Linked DNA regions of Homo sapiens: region 2 is linked to region 1. A link is an interaction called in ENCODE POLR2A ChIA-PET data of the cell type or tissue named here. Cell type or tissue: B cell. All regions are shown on one strand. Links, peaks and the distances in the headings refer to the core of each region. The heading gives the core; the rest is flanking DNA.

Region 1 (7,780 bases), core at 2,998-5,497:
TAAACAAAGTACATTTACTGGATTGTTTTTAGTTTGCAGCTGCCCTCAAATATCCCAGATAAGGATGTCTCATAAATCAAAGCTGCAGTACAATTCACTTAGTGGTTAGTTAGGCCAATCCTCCCCGCCATTATCCTTGTTCTTCCCCACCGCCCCTAACCCCTGCAGTGGCACCATATTATTAAAAACATTAAGTACCTGGGGTTTGTGCTTCAGGTCAAGACATCATTTGCATAATTTCAAATGACAGACAACTTTTCATGTAAAAATGATGCTTTGTGGTCACAATTACTTCAAAAAGTAATTGTTTTCAAATAACCTGACATACCGTACCTTAGCAATTACAAAACCATGATTTTGACACATGGCATTTGTAAGATGTGAACAGCTGTTCTTCTGCTTAAGTTTAGAGTGCTGCAAAACTTGGGTAATGACTATTTTTTCAGTTAACATAACCAGCCCACGGTACAGCACACTGTATCACAAAGTACAAATCCAAGGAAGGTAATACCTTTGCTAAGTTGCGGAATTTTGGCAAATCAGTACAGGTCTCTTTAATATGATAAAACTGTATTTTTGTGGGAGTCATGTATAACTTTAGGAATAATTTTCACTCCAAAAATATTTAAGTGCCAGCTGATACTATTAAAAACATTATAATGGTTTTTAATGGTGATTTATAACAAAGCAAGGATAATGGCGGGGAGGATTGGCCTAACCACTAAGTGAATTGTACTGCAGCTTTAATTTATGAGAAATTTATGAGAAGTTATTTTATACAAACTAATATGTTTTAAACTACACAATATCTCTTCTTAAGTGAGCTCCCCTGTTCAAGCTGTTAGAGTATCCAGCAGCAGAGCAATGCATGTCTCGAGGAGGTGGCTCCGCTCAGTTGTGGGGTTGGTCCAAAGCTGGGGAGAGTTCCAGTGTGTTGAAAGCTTTAAAATTCTATTTTAAGGAGATTTACTGTCAATACCAATTTCCAAGGACTTCTTTAAAAATTGTTAAATTTTCACATAAATACTGGAACTCTCAAAATTAGACAGTTATTTCAAACAACATTCATTTCAGATGATCCCTTATATTTAGAAGCCCTGCATCTCGTTGGTTTGATCAAAAGTCATATAGCCTTATACCAGCTTATTTTTTTTTTAATTCTGCTTAAAATATAGGTTTGTTGGGAGGCTGAGGCAGGAGAATTGGTTGTACCCAGGAGGCGGAGGTTGCAGTGAGCCAAGATTGCGCCATTGTACTCCGGCCTGGGCAACAAGAGCAAAACTTGTCTCAAAAAATAAATAAATACAGGTTTGTTTTAAATAACAAAATATAATAAATAGCCAGCTTGGAGAGACCTGGGGCACCCATCCAATATTGTCTACCAACTTTCATGATTGTTTCTTTGCACATGCTGCTGCTGCCATTGGAGTCCCTATGCTTTCTCTTGCTGAGGCTGTCAGCTGGAAGATGAAATTATTAAAGTATATTATTTGATCACAACGTAGTTAAGTTAGGAATCAGTAATTTCTTTATAGCAAAACTTGCAGGATACAACTAAGGCTGTGCTTAGCTATACAGTATATATTAGAAAAGAAGAAATATTAAAAGATTAGCGATGTCAGCATCCATTTCAAGAAGTTAGAAAAAAAACAGCAAAGTCCAAAGAGAACAGGTGTTAATAAATTAAGAAACCAAAATAAAATACAATAAATTAATATAAAATACAGTAAATTAAGAAACCAAAATACAAAAGGGCAACAGAATCAGAAGTTGATTTCTTAAAAAAGATTAGTAATGGAAATAGTTATATATAAATTAAATTGATATAAATTTATATAAATATGGTTATATAATGCACCATTAATATAGTAATACCTACCAAAAGTAAAGTTACCTTTTGTCTCATCAACTTCACTTTTAGGAATCTACCTTGCACCTCCACAAATACAAACCAAAATATGCAGAGATTATAGTATATCCGCAGAATGAGTACTATAAATTTATAAAAGAATGTGTTAATATGGGATACTTTTTTTTTTTTTTTTTTTTTTTGAGACGGAGTCTCACTCTGTTGCTCATGCTGGAGTGCAGCGGCGTGATCTCGGCTCACTGCAAGCTCCACCTCCCAGGTTCACGCCATTCTCCTGCCTCAGCCTCCCGTGTAGCTGGGACTACAGGCGCCCGCCACTACGCCTGGCTAATTTTTTTGTACTTTTAGTAGAGATGGGGTTTCACCGTGTTAGCCAGGATGGTCTCAATCTCCTGACCTCGTGGTCCGCCCGCCTCAGCCTCCCAAAGTGCTGGGATTACAGGCGTGAGCCACTGCGCCCAGCCTGGGATACATTTTTAAATGCAAAAAGCAAAGTGCATGGTAGGTATGCACTTTTTCTGTATAAAAAAGGAGGGAAAGTACAAATGTACATATAAACAAAAAAAAGTGTGTCTATATGTATGCAGACGTAGACCCATGCATATGAGAAAATTTGTTATATACTAAATATGGCATTGTAGATCATTGGGGAAAGAATAGGCAATTATATTTTGCTAGGTCAAGTGATTATATGGAAGAAAATAAAATTGGGTTGCTACCTCACCCTACATAGAAGTTAATTTCAGGAACATTGGAAATCTGAAGAGCCAAACTTCTAGAAGGAAATAGAGGAGAATACCTTCATGACTTCTGGGTAGGGAAATGTTTCATAAGTAATACAAATAAGCACAAACTGTAATGTAAAGTTACATATTTTACTTCATTAAAAGTAAAACTTGTACCCTCATGCCAAAGAAAACCCATAAAGAAATGAAAAGATAAGCCACAGACTGAGAAAAGTAGTTTGCAAGGTATATTATTAACAAGAGATTAAAATCTATTGTTAATATCAGCAAATCGGCAAGGAAATAAAAATAACCAGTAGATCCTAACATTCAAGTTATGGCAGAGGAAATCCCAATAGCCAATAAATATGAAAGATATTCAAATTTATACACTAATCAGGGAAATGTACATTAAAACTGCAATGAGAAAATGAAAAATTAAAAAAAATTAACTGCAGTGGAATATCATTTCATAATCGTCAGATTAGTCAGTTATATTTCAGTATCCATTAAAATAGCAAATGCATACACCCTTTGATCTACTCTTAGGAAATTGTCTTACAGATACTTAGACACTTAGGAAATGATTCATGTACAAGAACACTCATCGCTGCATTACTTACAGTAGCAAAATAATGGAAACATCCTGAATGTCCATCAATTTCTATCTTATGTAAGTTATAGAAATTGTTACAGTGGGACACAGAGGCCTCTCTATATGTACTGAAATGGAATTAATTCCAAGATAGAATAAATGAAAAAAGCAAGAGAATAAATATAAAATGTTCCCTTTTGTGTTATTGTGAAAAAAGCAAGGTGATGTATGCTTGTACTTTTATGTGCATAGGCTATCTGGAGAAAACAAGGGGACAGACAGATAATGGGTAATCTTTACACTGGACACCTTTTTTGTTCTGTTAAAAAAATTTTTAACCAGGTATATGTAGTATGTATTTAAGAAAGTAGTAAATAATTATTACTGTCCTAGTGCAGTGGCTCATGCCTGTAATCCCAGCACTTTGGGAGGCCAAGGCAGGAAGATTACTTGAGCCCAGGAGTTGGAGGCTGTAGTGAGCTTTGATTGTGCCACTGCACTCCAGCCTGGGTAACAGAGTGATACCCTATCTCAAAAGTAATCATTGTTACTGTACTTTAAAGCATAGGATCTGGAATTTTACTACCTAGATTTAAATCCCAGTGTCCATTTTTATTGGCTCTGTGAAGTTGGACAGGTTACTTACCCTTCCTGTATACCATTTTGATCATCTATAATATGGCAACCTTAATGTAATACCTATACCTAGCTCATAAAGTTGATGTGATATTTAAATCCAGTTAAACCAGTGAGCACGTTGTTTAGCAAATACAGTATGTACTCAGTATGTGTTATTTTAGTAGTTTTTAAGTACCACAGAGGTATAATAATATTGGATAGTGGGGTTGCACATATCAGGAAGTGCGAACATCTTTTATAAACTTTGGCTGCTATACATTATTCAAAAACATATGGTCTTATAGCAGAACAAAACAAAACAAAATTCTCGTAAATGCTGTCCTTCTGAATTTAGCAGCTCTATGGATCAACAAAGTGTGTTGTTGTCTTCTGATACGTGTTATATTTGTTTTCTTTTTAGAAATGTGAACATAATTTGAGCAAGCCAGAATTTAACCCAACGTCAATCAAATTCAAAATCCAGCTGGTCGCTGTGTAAGTATTTTGGGATTGGTGTTTTCAGTTACTGTTTTGAGTTATTTTGGTTTATTCTTCTTCCCCAGTATGAAGTGTGTTTACTCTTGGCCTAAAAAAAAAAAAATTACATCAAAATAATCTTGACATTCTGTTCCTGTTTAGGTTTTTAATTTAGTTACATGCCATGAAGTTTAAGATAAATAGATTCAGGGGTATTGGGATCAGGGACACAGTGTCCCAGTATGATCTGGAGCAACAAGGTATGTTGATTATTTGGTGGAAAGTCACTAGTCATCATTACAAATTATAAAGTATCTGAGTTTGGGAATAATCCTTCAAAAAAAATTTAAAAATAATGAAGTATAGCTGATTGAAGAGTATCCCTGTAACAGTGTTCATTTTACTTACCTGTGTTATAACACTTCGTTGACTGGAATGAAAGTGATTAAGTTAGTGTTAACTCTCTGGGACTTGTGAGTAGAAGAGAATTTTGTGTATAAAAACTACCTATCAGGCTATCTGAATGGTCCTAATTAGAGACAAATACTGCCACTTAAAACTTACCCAGTGTTCATCTAATTAAATGTAAACTTTTCATATCTCATCATACTTTTCTAATACATAAATTTTTTAAATTACCTGGCAAACAAAAATATTTTCACAAATTAGGAAAGTATTGTCTAGCTTTGGAGTAAGAGAGCCCTTCTTTAGCAAGACAGGAAACCCAGAAGCCATTAAAAGAAAAGAAACACCTTTGACCTTAGCAAAAAGAAATAGTGGTTATAAAAGATGAAATTAAAGCCAGGTGCAGTGGCTCACACTTGTGATCCCAGCACTTCGGAAGCCTGAGTCAGGAGGATCACTTGAGCCCATGAGTTGAAGACCAGCCTGGACAACATAGTAAGACCCCATCTCTACAAAAAATTTTTAAAATTAGCCAGGTGTAGTGGCATGCACCTGTAGTCCTAGCTACTTGGGAGTCTGAGGTGAGAGGACCCCTTGAGCCCAGGAAGTCAAGGCTGCAGTAAGCTATGATTGTCCCACAGCACTCCATCCTAGACAGTGGAGCAGGACTCTCTCTCTAAGGAAAAAAAAATTTTTTTAAGACAAAATTAGCAACAAAGTCCTGAGACAAATAGTAAAGCAAGAAAGAATATTTGGCAGTCATGACAAACAAAAGTTTAATATCCCAGGCATAGAGAATTCCCAGAAATTGAAAAGATAAAAATAGAGGGAGGCAGTAAAGTGGAATGTGGAACAAGGGATTTGAACAGGTAGCTTATGGGAAAGGAATTTCAAATGACCAGAAGATACACTGTATATGGAAAGAAACTAAGATTTGATAGGAAAAGTTTTAAAAGGTAATTAGCATCTAGTGCTCATGAGAATGTGGGTAAACACATACTTGCACACATTGTTGGTGGGATCTTGAATTGCTAGTCTTTTTGGAGAGTGGTCTGGAAATATCAAAACAAATTACATAGACCTTTTAACCCAACAGTACTGTTTCAGGGATATATTCTGTAGAAACAAAATCACCAATATATAAAGATGCATTTCCAAAGGTGTGTTTTAGAATATATTAATGGCAAAAAGCTGCAAACAGTTTAACCAAAAGTTAATCAGTGTCAAACTGATTAACCATTAACAAGGAAATAGTTGGTTAAATTGAGATAACTTGTACTGTAGAATATTATGCAGCAATTAAAAATAAGTATTAGGAAACAAAAAGGTTGGGAAGTGCATGTCTAGTGAGTTAGGAGGAGCTAGGAGGGCCAGGAAGAGGGTCTGTCACTTACTATTTTTGTCTAAACATACTTCCCTCGTCTCTGAAATGGGAATAATGTATTCCTCTTGGGATTCTTGAAAAGAATCAAATGAGTAATTATGTTTGCAAATGCCTTGTAACTCACCATAAAATATGTTCATTTTCCTAACTACTCTTAATACATGATTGGTTAGAGACCTACAGAAATGGCACTTGTGAAGTCTGGGATGAACTCCTTTCTTAAGAATTATACTCATTACAGAAACCCTGAATGGCAGCCTGTACTTAGCATCAATTTCTTAAGCTTGCTTTGAGAAAAAGTGATTTTTTTCTGACATCATTTTAGAATTGCCTGGCTATCTTAATACAGATGCTCTGAGGCCAGGTGTTTGGCTCATGCCTGTAATCTCAACATTTGGGGAGGCCAAGGCAGGAGGATCGCTTGAGCCTTAGGAGTTCAAGCCCAGCCTGGGCAACACAGTGAGTCCTCATCTGTACAAAAAATCAAAAATTAGCTGAGCATGGTGGCACACACCTGTACTCCCAGCTACTTGGGAGGCTGAGGTGGGAATGTCACTTGAGCCTGGGGGGTCGAGGCTTCAGTGAGTCATGATTGTGCCGTTACACTCCAGCCTGGGTGACAGCAAGACCCTGTCTCAAAAAAAAAAAAAAAAATACAGAGCTCTGGTATCAAACCTCAGACCTACTGAATTCAAATTCTTAGAAGTGGGGTCTTTAAATTTATTTTTATTGTTGTTGCTTTTGTGTGTGTGTGTGTTTTTTTTGAGATTCAGGAAGACAAAAGTTTCTTAAATTCCTGTTAAGTTACTCAGGTAATCCTGCTGGTCACCATGAAAAATAGCTCGTTTAAAGTTTAAATATCTGATTCTAAGATGTACTTTTTCCCCCACTTTTAATGTTTCTGCAATAGATTTCGTATTACGTTAATGTATGCACAATAATGAACATTTATGTGAGCTTTGTTCCAAGCACTTTTCAAAGCATTCTTGCATGTATTCTTCACAATAACCTCAAGTGAAAGATACCATTATTTTCCTCATTTTAGAATTGGGAAAACCAAGGCACAAGGAGATAAATATCTTGCCTTAGTCATTACAAAGCAATATCTTGATATGTAAATGCTAATCTGGGGCCTGGGCAGTTTCAACTAGAAATATACGTAAGATTTCAGAAAGAACTCATACCAGTTTGGTCTTATGTCTTTTCTTAAGTTCTTACTGTGATGATATGGTTCATTAAAATTATTTTTTTTCTGATACATTCTAATTAACATGAAATCCTTTATGTACTGCACTAGCTTTAAAAAATAATAATAATTTTAAGAGACTCCAATGAACATTAATGCATTTTTTTATTTATGCACAGCAATTATATTCCAGAAGTGAGAATCATGTCAATTCCCAACCTTCGCTACATGAAGGTTAGTACCTTGCTCATTAACAGGAAGAAAAAGGATTGATCAATGATGTGTGTACATGTGTATGTGGGTGGCTGTGTGTGTATTTGGCACAGGATCCAGTGAGCAAGGGATAGAAAAGAAGACAGTTTGGGATAATAAAGACTAAATTTGTTGACACTGAGATTCTTGACAACAGCATCTGATGAAAAGTAGGGAGAAGGAGCAGGGTGCACATTATGTTAAGGTGAAATTATAGGTGGGGAAAAGAAAGGAGAGAATGTTGGATCCCACAGGCATCTTTTGTTCT
Region 2 (5,490 bases), core at 1,230-3,729, 51 kb after region 1:
TTCATCATGTTGGCCAGGCTGGTCTTGAACTTCTGACCTCAAGTGATCCGCCTCCCTCGGCCTCCCAAAGTGGGATTACAGGCATGAGCCACTGCGCCCGGCCTTAATACTGTTTCTTAATTTTAAGAAAAATAAAAATCATTGCTTGTGTTGTTTTTCCAGCAGCCTGGGACCAGTGGGAAGAGGAGAGTGCTTGCCTCTGGGGTGGAAAGACAAACCTTGAGCCAGGGCCTGAGTCCCAGCCAGGAAAGCATTTCTGCCTGGACCACCCCAGTTTTGGTGGCAACAGCCAGGCCTCACAGGAACAGGCTGGGTGGTGTCCAAGCCATGCAAGGCCCACAGTCAGGCCCTTGACTGGGAGCCCAGGACCCTGGAAGCTGAGCACATCTTGGCCACCCAAACTGCTGTTTCTCTTCTCTATGCCTCAGTTGGTCTTTCTCCCTCAGAAGAGGTCTGGATGCAGGGCTCCCTAAGAGCCTCTTTCTGCTGGTGGGAATGTGCCTTGCTGTCATACATGAGGCATGAGATCAGTGGGAGATGCAACCTGAGTGGCCCAGCCTGGAAGCTGCCTGCCAGGACTGAATGTCTGCTGCAGGTTTCAAATGACTGGGCAGGCAGGGTCTGAGGGCCCAGGAGGAGATAGGGCAGTCCTGCCTGCCAGGGAACTCCAGAATGTCTGTTAATGGCTCGTGACTCACACAGCGCATGCTAAGCCCAATTCTTCCCATCAGGAAGTCTCTGCCTATTCAGATATTTGAGGGCAGTCACATCCCTCTGGAGCTGTCTCTTCTCAAGGCAGATCACCCCCAGTTCCTTCAGCCCTTCCTCATATGTGCTGATTTTCCAGGCCTAGCTAGGCTCTGGCGCCCACCCGTCTGTCTTAGACAGACCCAGTCTCCACGTGTGGTCTGAGCAAATGCCAGAAGAGCAGGACCGTGGCGTCCTCTCTGTGGACTCCCCTTTTCCTCACTAAATGCAGCCCAAACCAGAGGAGCATATTCAAAAATAGCACCAGACCAAGGAAGCCAATGCAGTTAACATGCACTCCTCAGCCCAAGGCCTTCCCCCAGTGCCAAGCTCCTGTCTTGATTCCTATGGTTTGTTTTCAGGCCCTCAGTGCAGAATGGTAAATGTATCCCTTTCAAGCTCTCCCCTGTCCAAACTTCATCTCAGCTGTAAATAATAATCATAATACGCCGGGGGCGGTGGCTCATGCCTGTAATCCCAGCACTTTGGGAGGCAAAGGCGGGTGGATCACGAGTTCAGGAGTTCGAGACCAGCCCGGCCAACATAGTGAAACCCTGTCTCTACTAAAAATACAAAAAATTAGCCGGGCACGGTGGTGGGCGCCTGTAATCCCAGCTACTAGGGAGGCTAAGGCAGGAGAATCGCTTGAACCCAGGAGGAAGAGGTTGCAGTGAGCTGAGATTGCGCCATTGCACTCCAGCCCGGGTGACAGTGTGAGACTCCGTCTCAAATAATAATAATAACAACAACAACAATAATAGCTATTGTTTGTTGCAAGTGTCTTACTTGCCAGAAACTTTACCTATGGCTTCTCGTGTCATCTCCATAGCAACTTTATGAAGCAGGTACTATAAACCCCTCATTTTACAGGTGGGGCAATGGAGGCTCAGAGAGGTTAAGTCACTTGCCCAAGGTCAACACGGGCAGGCCTGGGGTCTGCATTCAAGTCCACGTGGAGGCCTCACGCTCTAAACCCATATAGGCCACTGCGCTGTGGCCCTCACTCTGGCGTCCAATGTTTCACTGCCACTCTCCACTTTGGGGCAGCCTCAAAGCTACCTTGTTGGCCTCTTCTAGGCCATTGGTGAAAGGAAAAGCTGAGCTGGCCTCGAACTGCTGAAATCTGGGGACCCCTCAGAGAAGGACACAAATCTAGATGTTCATCAAAGAGGTAGCACACAGCAGCCATGGAGAACAAGGCACTGGGCTCTGGAGTCAGACAAACCCAGACCTGAATCCCGGCCCTGCCGGTGCTTCCTTGTTTTGTGGCTTTGGCCGGGTTGTTCATATTCCTGAGCCGCAGCCTCTTCATCTGCAGAACAGGAAAACTCATAGCACCCGCCCACCATGTCCTGGAGAATATCCAAGATGTGCGGCACCTTCACTCTTCATTTCTCCCACGTTAACTGAGCACCTACCAGGTGCGGAGGCGCTGTTCCAGCCAGAGCTCAGTCAATGAATAGAAAGCGCTGGGGACAGAGCCTGGCCTGCAGAAAGTGCTCAGGAAACGCAGGCTCCCGCTGTGGCTGTGACTGGCTTCCCGCCCCTCCCGGTCTGTCCCCCGGGCTGCCCGCCCCGCCTTACTTGTTGAAATTTCGGTAGTCGTTGGGGCTGGGGGTGTGACTTCGGCCATCGCTCTGGTAGTCCCGGTAGCTGACGAACTCCTGCCAAGGGCAGCGGTAGCCCTTGGAGATGGCGGTGTGGTTGAACTTCTCTGGCGGGACGCCCTTCAGCGGCTCCGCATAGCCTAGGGGCGCGGGGGGAAGGGAGCGCCTCCGTTCTTCCACCCTCAGCCCCCAACCCCACCTCGCCCCACCCCCATTCCGCGGACGCGGTTGGAGGAGGGAAGATCGGAGTTAGGGGAGAGGACGGCGGGAATGGGAAGCCACAGTTGCTCCAGCACAGGAGACCCCTCCCCATCCCAGGAAACACGGAGGACTGCAGTGAGGAAGCCACGAGTTCGCAGCGCGGGTTGGTCTTGGCCTTGGCTGACTCGCTGTGTGACCTGGGGCGCGGCGCCCCTCCGGCTCGTGGTCTGGCGAGGGGAGTGCGCGCGTGCGCGTGTGTGTTGGGGAAGGGGGCGGACTAGCCTTCTGGGTGCTCTTCCTGCCCCATGGGGAGCACACCCATGCTTCAGGCCCCCCAGCCCTGGTCCCGGGACCCGAGGAGGCCACTCACCTGGCGCCAGGGCGCTGGGGCTGGGGACGCACCCAGCAGGGGCGGCTGCAGGGTGGGCGCCCTCGGGACCCCCGAGTGAGGCCCCGGGTGAGGCCGGGAAGATGTGGAGCTCCGAGCGGTAGTTCGGCCCCTCAGGGCCATTGGCATTGGCAACCTGGGCACAGGGGCGGGTTCTCAGAGGCCACCGACGACCTCCCGCCCCCAGCCGCGCTCCCCTTCCCCCAGCTTCCCTTCCAGGGAGCTCCCCTCCACGCTCACCGTCCCCGACTCCGCTGTTCCAGTCACCTTCCTCCTGGCGCTTCCGGCCAGCATCTGGGAACGAGGGGGTAGAATAAACCGCAGAGAAGCTCAGCGGGGCAGGGGACCAGGGTTCTCCCTCCACCAAAAAAAAAGGTCGGGGGGAGGCAAGAATCCTAACGCCCATCATCGGGGAACAAGGATGAGTTACTAGTTTACAACGCTAAACCCAGTGCCTGGGACCGAGAAATACTCGATATATGTTAATTGCTATTGTAATGCCGAGTCCGGGCAAGATACTTAATTTCCCTGAGCCTCAATGTCCTTCTCGATAGAATGAGGATGATGGTGATGAAGATCTCTTCCTCAGAGGGGTCTATGAGCATTAAATGAGATACCTGCAAAGTGCTTAGCTAGCATTGTCTTAGGCACATAGCAAAGGCGGGTGTTTTGCCATCTTTATTTTTCTGCCACATCACTCCCTCTCAGTTGCCTCCTGTCTAGCCCAGAAATTAAGTGGAGGGTGGATGGAATAGCCCTGGCTTCCTTAGAAGTATCTGGAACTGCCTGCTGCCTTTCTGAAGCCAAGGGAAAAACCCTTCTTGCCTTTCTTCTCCACCAGCAGATTATTCCATGGCCTTTCCTTTCTCCGGTGGGAAGAAGAAAAAAGGGCATTCTACATTTTCCATCTTAGATCAGGCCCAAGTCTAAACTAGATCCAGCCTGCTGCAAATTTAGCCTAGAGTGCATGCCTGTCTTAGCTTTTTTTTTTTTTTTTTTTTTTTGGTAGGAGCCAGAGTCCCTTCACTCCACGGCTTATCCTCAACCCCCTAATCCACTTTGTTTACTTTGTTCTGTATCCAGGGAGAGATGCCTAAAAAGATAACACTTTTCAAGGATCACACTGAAAGGCAGGAGCCTAATCTGATGGGAACATCACAGTCCTCAGCCTGGCTTACCGTTTGACTTTAGGCTAACCAGTGGCTCTCTGTGGTCCTCATTTTCCCCATGAGCACAATGGTGGCTTACTCACCGCCCGCTGGCTGGCTGCTAACTCGAAAGTGAACTTCTGCACACGGCGCTGCCTCTTCTGGAAGAGGAGGGACCCTCTGTTGTTGCGTAGTGACAGCTCCTCCATCATCAGGTCCTGGGGCACGCTCAGCTTCTTGCCCAGGTCCAGCGTAGGGACTGCCAGGAAAGGCCAGAGCGGGCTCTCACCACCCCATCCCCCATACACTCCAGGCCCCACCTCTCGAAGCATGGCATGCTGTGTGTAAGAATGCCTGTTTCTCACCAAGCTTGCCGACACCGGGTGTCATGATTGTTTGAAATCTTTGCCCACCTGATGGGCAAAAATGACACCTCAGAGTTTAATTTGCATGTGTTTGTTGCTCAGTGAAGTTTAGCACTGTTTCCGAAGTTCTTTGGCCATTTGTGTTTATTGCATGAATTCCCCATGCAGGTCTTTGCCCATAATGGTGGAGGTAGTGAGAAATGGTCAGATTCTCGATATTTTTTAAAGGTAAGCCATGGGTATGGGCAATGAGTGAGAGAGGATGACTGCAAGGTTTCTGGCCTTAGCCACTGGAAGGATAGAGCAGCCATTCACGGAGATGGGGAAGGCAAAGGGAGGAGAAGGTTCTGGGAAAGATCAGGAGTTCAGTTTTAGACCTGTGTTCTTTTAACTTTAAAATAGCCTTTTATTATTATAAAAAAGCATATATGGGCCAGGCGCGGTGGCTCACGCCTGTAATCCCAGCACTTTGGGAAGCCAAAGCAGGCGCATCACCTGAGGTCAAGGGTTCGAGACCAGCCTGACCAACATGGCAAAAACCCATCTCTACTAAAAGTAGAAAAATTAGCTGGGCGTAGGTGGCGCATGCCTGTAATCCCAGCCACTCTGGAGGCTGAGGCAGGAGAATCACTTGAACCCAGGAGGTGGAGGTTGCAGTAAGCCGAGATTGCATTGCTGCACTCCAGCCTGGGTGACAGAGTGATTTTCCATCAAAAAAAAAAAAAAAAAAAAAAAAAAAAAAAAGCATATATGGGCCCTGAGGAAAGTTGGACAATACAGATATCAGACAAAAAAGAGAAAAATACCATTATCTATCACCCAGAGACTGCCACTATTAACACCTTAGTGTATGTCCTTTCATATCTTTTTCAATGACTATATTCCTATGAGGTTTTAACCAAAATAAAATTATAGCATACATGTTTTGTAATTTTTTTTTTTTTGAGATGTCACCCAGGCTGGAGTGCAATGGCACAATCTCGGCTCGCTGCAACCTCCGCCTCCCGGGTTCAAGCAATTCTCCTGCCTTAGGC

Evidence for each region. Peaks named below come from ENCODE experiments on the same cell type or tissue, not always from the same donor. Only the 100,000 strongest peaks of a DNase experiment are listed, where the experiment ranks them.
Region 2: POLR2A ChIA-PET joins it to region 1 with 6 read pairs; 3 of 35 experiments call an interaction of 5 or more read pairs at or near these places.

The regions. Positions count from the first base shown.
Region 1 is chr5:150,719,430-150,727,209 of GRCh38, reverse strand. DCTN4 (dynactin subunit 4) reads left to right here. Exons shown (of 13, transcript NM_016221.4): 9 at 4,230-4,303; 10 at 7,440-7,494. Among named protein-coding and RNA genes, the nearest start is that of RBM22, 22 kb to the right of the region's middle. In B cell, for the core only: no CTCF peak of the experiment used is centred there; no DNase peak of the experiment used is centred there.
Region 2 is chr5:150,669,344-150,674,833 of GRCh38, reverse strand. MYOZ3 (myozenin 3) reads right to left here. Exons shown (of 7, transcript NM_001122853.3): 3 at 4,196-4,350; 4 at 3,184-3,237; 5 at 2,926-3,079; 6 at 2,332-2,494. It overlaps MYOZ3-AS1 (MYOZ3 antisense RNA 1), which reads left to right and starts at 2,365. Exons shown (of 4, transcript NR_186487.1): 1 at 2,365-2,718; 2 at 4,625-4,684. In B cell, for the core only: no CTCF peak of the experiment used is centred there; DNase peaks (open chromatin) are centred at 2,413 and 2,553; H3K4me3 peaks cover 1,660 bases; H3K27me3 peaks cover 2,036 bases.